Linked DNA regions of Homo sapiens: region 2 is linked to region 1. Evidence: read pairs that join two places in POLR2A ChIA-PET (ENCODE). Cell type or tissue: MCF 10A. All regions are shown on one strand. Region 1 holds the start of HNRNPU (heterogeneous nuclear ribonucleoprotein U). Region 2 overlaps CATSPERE (catsper channel auxiliary subunit epsilon).

What was found. ChIA-PET counts read pairs that join two places held together with the same protein. Peaks named below come from ENCODE experiments on the same cell type or tissue, not always from the same donor. Only the 100,000 strongest peaks of a DNase experiment are listed, where the experiment ranks them.
Region 2: POLR2A ChIA-PET joins it to region 1 with 17 read pairs; 6 of 35 experiments call an interaction of 5 or more read pairs at or near these places.

Annotation. Positions count from the first base shown.
Region 1 is chr1:244,862,537-244,866,536 of GRCh38, forward strand. It overlaps HNRNPU (heterogeneous nuclear ribonucleoprotein U), which reads right to left and starts at 2,007. Exons shown (of 14, transcript NM_031844.3): 1 at 1,081-2,007; 2 at 83-194. The coding sequence starts at 1,771. LOC124904588 (UPF0764 protein C16orf89-like) reads right to left here. Exons shown (of 4, transcript XM_047439568.1): 3 at 2,127-2,195; 4 at 1,946-2,050. The coding sequence ends at 1,946. RefSeq lists silencers at 397-1,076, 2,057-2,156 and enhancers at 1,381-2,212, 2,213-3,043, 2,377-2,436. In MCF 10A, CTCF peaks have their summits at 1,775 and 1,977; DNase peaks (open chromatin) are centred at 655 and 2,055.
Region 2 is chr1:244,597,723-244,601,722 of GRCh38, forward strand. The region is part of intron 17 of CATSPERE (catsper channel auxiliary subunit epsilon); the gene reads left to right. It also overlaps the pseudogene CYCSP5. Among named protein-coding and RNA genes, the nearest start is that of DESI2, 53 kb to the right of the region's middle. RefSeq lists an enhancer at 2,306-2,515. In MCF 10A, no CTCF peak of the experiment used is centred here; a DNase peak (open chromatin) is centred at 2,379.

The DNA.
Region 1 (4,000 bases):
GAAAGACAGAATTGTCTCCTGATACAGCTTTCCGATCAACGAACGAATAAGGGATGAGTAAAACTAGGTGAGCATCCTATACCTGCTATACTTGTTCTCTTCAATGTACTCAAAATATCCACGGCCATGATCTTCTCGTGGTCTTTTAACACCCCTCTTTTTATCTCCGCCTTTCTGTTCTGTTTTGCCGTCCCCTAAAACACACACGAGCCCCATAAAGGCCAAGCCTCTAAACAACAAAAAAACGCTTTTCCGTTCCGAGAACCAAAGCAGCTCGACTTTATCCTGCTTTTTAACTGAGGTTTTAACCGAGGACTCAAATGTGAATTCAAAGAACAATCAACTACGAATTCGATTGGCGCTAGTGACGCAGTCTAAAGACATTACTAATTTTGCCAGTCTCCTCGATGATTCGAGAAAGCCAAAGAAAAACTGCGCGGCCCAGGCCCGAAGCCCACGTGTATCCCGAAGAGAGCGCAGAGAGGGGGAGGGGCCGAGCCCGGCGCGGCGGCGCTCCCCTCCCCCGCGGGCCCGCGCTCCCCGCGGCCGCATTGTACTGATCTTCCGCCCCCCGCCCCGCCCCGCCCGGCTCCTCCCGCCGGAAGTGACGTCACGCCGAGCCCCTGCGCTCCTTGCACAATACAGCGGCGAGGAGCCGCCAAAGCGCGCCCGCCCCGGGACCTGGGGCCTCTCCCCTCCCCCCGAGACATGTGCCCGCACCGCGCGCACGCAGCGCGACGGCGCCACCGCGGGCCGACCGGGCTCCCTCCCGCCGCCCGCCCGCGGCTCCTCCCCCTACAGCGGCAGCTGCAGCTCCCCCCGGCTCTCGAGCCACATAATGGAGGCGCTGCCACCGCCGACACACACACACACACACACACACACGCGCGCGCGCACACACACGCCCCGAGCCCGAGGCCTCTCGGCTAATCTGGGATTCCCCGCGCCCCCTCCCCCACCCTCACCGCGGCGCCCTCCCGCCCGGGGCTCCCTCCCCCTGCGGGGCTCCGGCAGGCCTGGGGCACGGTCCCCACCCCGCGCGGGCCTCCCGCCGCGCGCAACGTACAACGCAGCACTCACCCGCCGCCGGAGCCCCGGGGCGACCGCCGCCTCCGCCGCCTTCCGCCTTCTTCTTACCTCCCGCCTGCTGCTGGCCCTGCCTCGCCCCGGGCGGCGCCACCGTCACCGCGAACAGCGAGGTGGGGCCGCTGCTCTTCCCCGCGGCCTCCTTGGCGGCCCCGCGCTGCTGTTGGGGCTGTTGCTGCTGCGTCGCCGGCGGTTGAGGCTGCTGCTCCCCGTGCCCGTTCTCGTCGCCCGCGCCTTCCTCTTCGTCCCCGAGCTCATCTTCCCCTTCCTGGAAACCCTGATCGTCGCCGTTCTCGTCTTCCGAGGCGGCCTCCTCCTCCTCCATCGGGCCCGAGTCGGCCGCCCCCGCGGCCCCGTTCTCCTCTCCTAGCTCCATCTGGTCGCCGTCCAGAGCGGAGATTCCTTCCTCCTCCTCTTCCTCTTCCTCCTCCTCTTCATCGCCGCCGGCCGCGGCCTCCTGCTCGAGGCCTGCTCCCGAGCGCCCAGCGGAATCCCCGCCCAGGTCTAGGCTGCCGTTCCCGGGCTCCATGGCGGGGCGGCCCCCGGCCTCCTCGTCGTCCAGCGCAGCCTGGAGTCGCTCCATGAGCTCGGCCTTGAGACCCTTGTCAGAAAGGCGTCGCTTCTTGAGCTCCTCTTTCAGCTCCGACACCTTCAGCTTTTTTACATTAACAGGCGAGGAACTCATGGTGAGGGCCCCGATTCACCGCTAGGCGCTGCCTCAAACTCGGCTCCGCTCACTCGGCCACTGGTGGCGGCTGCTGCGGCTGCTCCTCGGCCCGGGCGGCGGCTGCGGCTGCGGCTGGAGATGGGTTCGTGCTGCAGAGCGGATCCGCCTGGTGTCGAACGGCGCCAATTCCTTTCACCGAGTTCGCGAGGGAGACGCGGAGACTCGCCTGGCGCGAGCGAGCACGCAACGTCCTCTCGCAGGAGCGGCGCCGCGCACGTAATATAGGCGCCCCGCCCCCTGCGCTGACGGGAGCACTGCGCAGGAGGAAAGCCGGAGCGCGCCCGCGCTCGGCCCCGCCCATTACCGTACTTACCTCCCCGCCCCCACGCCGAACCCGGGCCGAGAGCGCGGTGGAGGCCGCGCAGTGCGCTTCCAATTGGGACTGAGCAAATGGAGGAAAAGGAAACCGCCTTTCAGTTCAACCGACTCACTGCATGATATATTGGCCTTTCTGGGTCTTTGGTGGCTATACTCGTTTGGCTTTTCTCCTTCCCAGCTTGGAGGCTGCTTTATCCAAATGCTTTCTTCAGTCCTCAACTTGGCGTTTCAACCCGAATCCGCCTTTTCTTCCATCTTAGATCTGCCTTCTTATGTGTTTCTCCAGCTCTTCGTTTAAAACTCCTTCAAATCGTATTTCAGTTTTGACTGGTATAGCATACATTGGCAACTGTTACACGCAGCGGCTCTTTTCCTCATAATACCGTATTTGGTTTAATTTGTGTAAGTCCTGCCTTGCGAATTGGATTTTAAGTTCGAGAAGGGCAAGGGCAGAACCGTTCTTTTGTCTGTTCCACACCCCGGGTGCGGGGCCTGGGAAGTAGAGGCTTTGCTTACTACTCCATACTGCAAACCTTAGTGTACCTGCCTTTGCAGGGCAGCTATTCTCATGCTCTTAATAACCCTGAATAAACCTCAGAATTGCATTTCCAAGTTTTCTGTAGCTACCACAAAGACGGACCTCCAGTAACACTTGTTCTGTCCACTTTAGGACCTGGTCATCAGCTACGAAGTCCCAGTAGCTAACCGTGAGGGTGAGACCCAACTAGGTCTTTGATTATAGGCCCACTTGATTCTCTTCCTATTCCTGTAGAAATACTCTTGACCAAATTATTCTGAAACTTAAAGTTTACGAAAAATCAAGGGCTGTGATTTTGTAAAAAGAAAAATGGACTATCGCTCTTGAAATCCGTTATTTTATATGTTAGAAGTTTACTTTTTCTCTTTAAAGAAAAGATGTGATGTCTCGAAGTTTTAGATAGGGAAGTCAGAATTTAGATTCGTGATAGAAGTTAACATTTTAAACCCTAGATAATCTGCAGTGTCCAGCCAGTGTTCCATCTGACTAAGGAGATGGTTTATACCCACTGTTTGGTGCTCTAGGTGGCACAATAATATTGCCCCATTATTAATTTGAAATTTGGAAGTAAACACATTGAAATTTCTCCCATAGGCTAATATGATTTAACTAATTGATACATTTTATTTTTGAAGTTTATTTTCGGTAGCTTTTATGAAGCATTCTACCATACCTTGCAGTCATGTATACGTGAAATATTAACACTTGTGAAATGATTTGACTTGAAATTAATGGACTATGTACAGTACTACTGATAATCCCCAGTTCAAGTTAAGTGGTGAGGATAGCCCCCAAAATAGAAACTTCCAAACAGTGCCAGAAACTCATTTTAGCCTTTGGTTATAATTTTGAAGGTTATGAATAAGCCACAAACTGGAATTTGAAATTTTGTCTTCGTTCAGAAATGGGAAGAGAGCTACAGGGGGTTTACATGTTCACAAACTAGATAACTAATCCCTTAATGAATCAGAGTTAAATACAATTATGATGGTTCCTTAAATTTATGTGTCCTAGATATTATTTACACCTTTAAATATTAGTTATATGAAAACAAATTTCATTTACTGGAAAACACTAAACTATGAAAACAAAGATTGTATATCTACATATAGTAGATCTGTAACAGTCACTCTTGGAACATTAAGTCAGTTGCAAAAATAAACATGAAATACAACTTTTGATGCTCACAAGAAAGTTCTATGGCTTTATCTCCAAAAGTTTTGGAGAACTTTAGAGCTGGATGGGGCCTGGAGATCGATCTGCAGTCCTGTTCATTTTACTGCCCAGGAAGCTGGGACCCTCACCCCCCACACCAATGGGCTTTCTATTAC
Region 2 (4,000 bases), 260 kb before region 1:
ACAATCGTAAGTTAATACTTAGTCCAACTTAGTCAAGAGTCTGAAAGTAAAGTTTAACTTGCTACTATTTCTTGTCACACTGATTTTAAAAGGTGACAAGTGTCATCTATAAGTGTGAGAAGTGTTTTCATTTGATACGACACATAAACCATTAAAATGCCCTTCAATAAGTAAAAGGCAGCATTTTAGATACAGGGAATTCTAATTAGCTGGGCAGAGTTAAGACCAAAAACATAAACATTGCGTTCTTACCTTCAGCCCTTACCTTTCACAGGCAAATGAACACAAATTTAAAGAACATGTGAGTCTTGCTTGGTTCTGAGACAGTGCAAGAATTTTTCCAGTATTAAAATATATTCATATAACTAGTTACACACATCTAAATTAAAAACCAGTCTCCAGTAGGTTTGGGGATGGCATTCTCGTCTTTGTGAAAAGTTGGACGTTTCTCATCAAGCTCAATCATATCTGTAGAAGGGGAAACAGGGATAGCATTTACTGAGTCCGAATTGCTGTCAAAATTCAAAAAAACTGATCATATTCATTTAACCAGAAGCCAGTCTTACTTATCAGGGCTGCCCAACAAAAATATTCTGCCAGTCATACATGACCTGAACCCTGGTATATTAGATCAATGACACTACAATACACGTAAAATCATGAGACAATTCTGGTTTCTAAGTAAATAAGGCAGTGACCAATTCTTTCTGCCTTCCTTTTAACACCAGTGGAGATCATTTTTGTTCCAGGGATGTACTACTTGGGATTCTCCAATTGCTCCTTCCGTAGATGATGCATTTGTTCTTCTTGGTGTCTGTGTACAAGAATCCAGCCACCTCACCTGTCTTGCACCCACAGAGACCATGGAGATTGGGCCCAGTCTTATGCTTGCCTCCCTTTTCCACGGTGTGGCACTGGACACACTTCTAAACAAAAACACTTTTGCTTTTTTCAACATCACCCATATTTAATTCTCTCTTTTGTTGCTCGCACTACAAAGGTTCCCGCTCAGAAGCTTGACATCTGGCTCTCTGAGATCTCCCTGACCTCTTAGTGTTGGAATGCCCGGAGGCCCAGGGATTTCTTTTCTTTTCCCCATCTCAACTTTCTCTTTGAATGTCATCATCCAGTCACATGGGCCAGGATGTCTCAATATATTGATATATCCCAACACTGCATCTACAGCCTGACCGTCTCCCCTTGTATCTGTCAAGTATGCTTAGGCTATGCTGCAGTAATAAATAAACCCTAAAATCCCAGTGCCTAACTCTCCATGTCATAGTCTGATATATAGAACTACATCGTCCGGACATGGTCTCTCCTGGTTTGCCGCCGTGTCTGGGAAAAAGACTGGAGGATTGTATGGGATGTTTTAAAGGCTTAGAACTAGAGGTGGTTTCGACCCACATCCCATTATCCAGAACCTATTGCCATGGCTCAAATCTAACTGCAAGGTGGTGTATAAAATGTAATCAGATACAGTTCCTGAACCCCAGACTGACACCTCCACTGAGATGCTAAATACATATATCACTTTTGCACTTAGATGTCAATAGATATATCAAACGTAACCTGTCCAAAACTGAACTCCTGATCTTCCCCTCAAAACCTGCTCCACCAGTAGCCTTCCCCATTTTAAGTGGTAGCAACTCCATCCTTGCTCATCTGGCCAAAACTTTGGAATCTCCCTGACTCCTCTCTCTCTCATACACCCTACATCAAATCCATTAACAAAGCCTATTGGGTCTATCTATTTGTCAATGCCTGCTATTACAGACCCAAGTCATCACCACTGACCCGGATTATTACAACAGGCTTTTTGTTGCTCTCTCTGCTTCCACTCTTGCCTCCATATAGCAGCAAGGGTAAAACCTTGAAAACAAAGTCAAAGCACATTGCTCCAAAGCTCGAAATCCTTATCATGGAGTAAAAGCCAAGACCTTACAATGACTTTCAAGGTTCTATTTGATTTTCTGCCTCTGTTACCTTTCTCCCATTAAACTTCACTGCACTCACTCAGATGCAGCGAGTGGCTTCCTTACCGTTCCTCAAGTAAGAGTAGTTTCTACACAATGGTGAGAAGAGAAGCCAGACTGCAGGGGGTTTGCAAAATCAATGAGAAGTTTACAAGTAGAGGCAAAATATAGTCTACAGTTTTTCAGCTTTGGGCTGGAAAATAGAAGAAAGAGACAGGAATTTACCTATAGAGAAAAACACAAAATATGACCTGGATTTTTTTAAAGAGGAAGATAGATGAGTATGTTTACAGTTTGAGGATAAAGAAAGGAAGGTTAGAAATGAGTCATTCTGATTATAGTAATATAGCAGACTGAGCTAAGTTGAGTCACTCCCTCAACTTAGGACGTGACGGGACTCCCTCCCGTGATAGACACGTCATCCTGCATAAAACATAACAAAAATACTTTGTACATAACTAAGCTTGAAAGAAAGAAGGCGGACTCTCAGAAGCGAAGAGAGAACTGAAAGTTAGAGCAATGCTTTTCAGCCTACCTATGCGATCCAGGGCTACTGGCCCAGGATAATGGAGCTAGAAATTGGAAGCTGGGTTTTCAAGCCCCTGTGAGGCCAAGAGGCTCTTTCACAAATTCAGGATATATTAAGAGCTACCTAGTCCAAAAAAAAAAAAAAAGAGAGAGAGAGAGACTAGAAAACTCTGCTAATGCCCAGGTCAGTCACAAGGAAGGTTGTAACCTACATGAATTTGTAGGCAAAAACATACCTCCTATAAGAATGGGAGATGTCCACCAAAATGTTCACCTCAGGCCTCCTATGGATCTGAACTTATACCTAATAGGAATAGAGTTTAGTCACAGAAAGTGCCATATGAAAAATGAAGCTAAAAACTATCAACTAGCCTTGAAACCCCTAAGCAAACCCCTTGAAACAAAGGTAACTGGAGAAGCAAATCCAGAGATACAGGATCCTCACTGGAAAAGTCACCACCATCAAAGAATCGATCAAATCCAGAGATATAGGATCCTCACTGGAAAAGTCACCACCATCAAAGAATCGATCATCAAATCCAGAGATATAGGATCCTCACTGGAAAAGTCACCACCATCAAAGAATCGATCATCAAATCCAGAGATATAGGATCCTCACTGGAAAAGTCACCACCATCAAAGAATCGATCATCTAAATTTACAAACATTTAAGGAAACGGACCCCCATGAGGGCGAGTCAGCAGATAAAATAAGTTGAAAAATGAGCACACAAAGCAAATGCTTAAAAATAACAGAACAATCTGAATAATATAGAAAATGTGTTCAAAAATGAATAAAGAGGAAAAATAAAATAGAAATCATAAGGAAATAATACGACTATGAAAAGAAAGTAGGCATATTTTAAAAATTTTGAAATTCTAGACATGAAAATGTAGTCATTAAATTCAAAATTTTAGACATAATTACAAACCAGATTAGATATAGGTGGAGAGAGAATTACTGAAAAAAGAGGGATGTGGAAATTAACCAGGATGCAATACAAATAGGTAAACAGATAAAGAAATAAGAAAGAGGGTAAGAAACAATTTCAGCAGAAGGACAAATTTCAACATGTGCTTAATAATTTTTTCCAGAAGGGGAAATTACAGAAAATGCGTTGAAAAGAGAGGCAACATTCAATGAAAAGAAATAAAATATGAAAACTTTTCAGAATTTAAGGCCCAAGTCAGAAGGTTGAGGATTGGCATGAAGTCTCAGATACCTCAGAATGAAGCCATAAAACAGTAAAGAAAAAGGGAAAATCACATACGCTGTCATATAAATAAGACAGATTACCTACAATGGAATGTCACCTAGACTGACAGATTTCTCACCAGCAAAAATAGGATAAATATAACTGGGGGTCAGATGATTAGCCATGAGACTGGGCTGAGTAGGGAACGAAGAGAAGGCAAGAGAGAAATGCTGTGTGAGAAAGCAGGGAGGGCCGGGCGCGGTGGCTCCACCTGTAATCCCAGCACTTCGGGAGGCCAAGG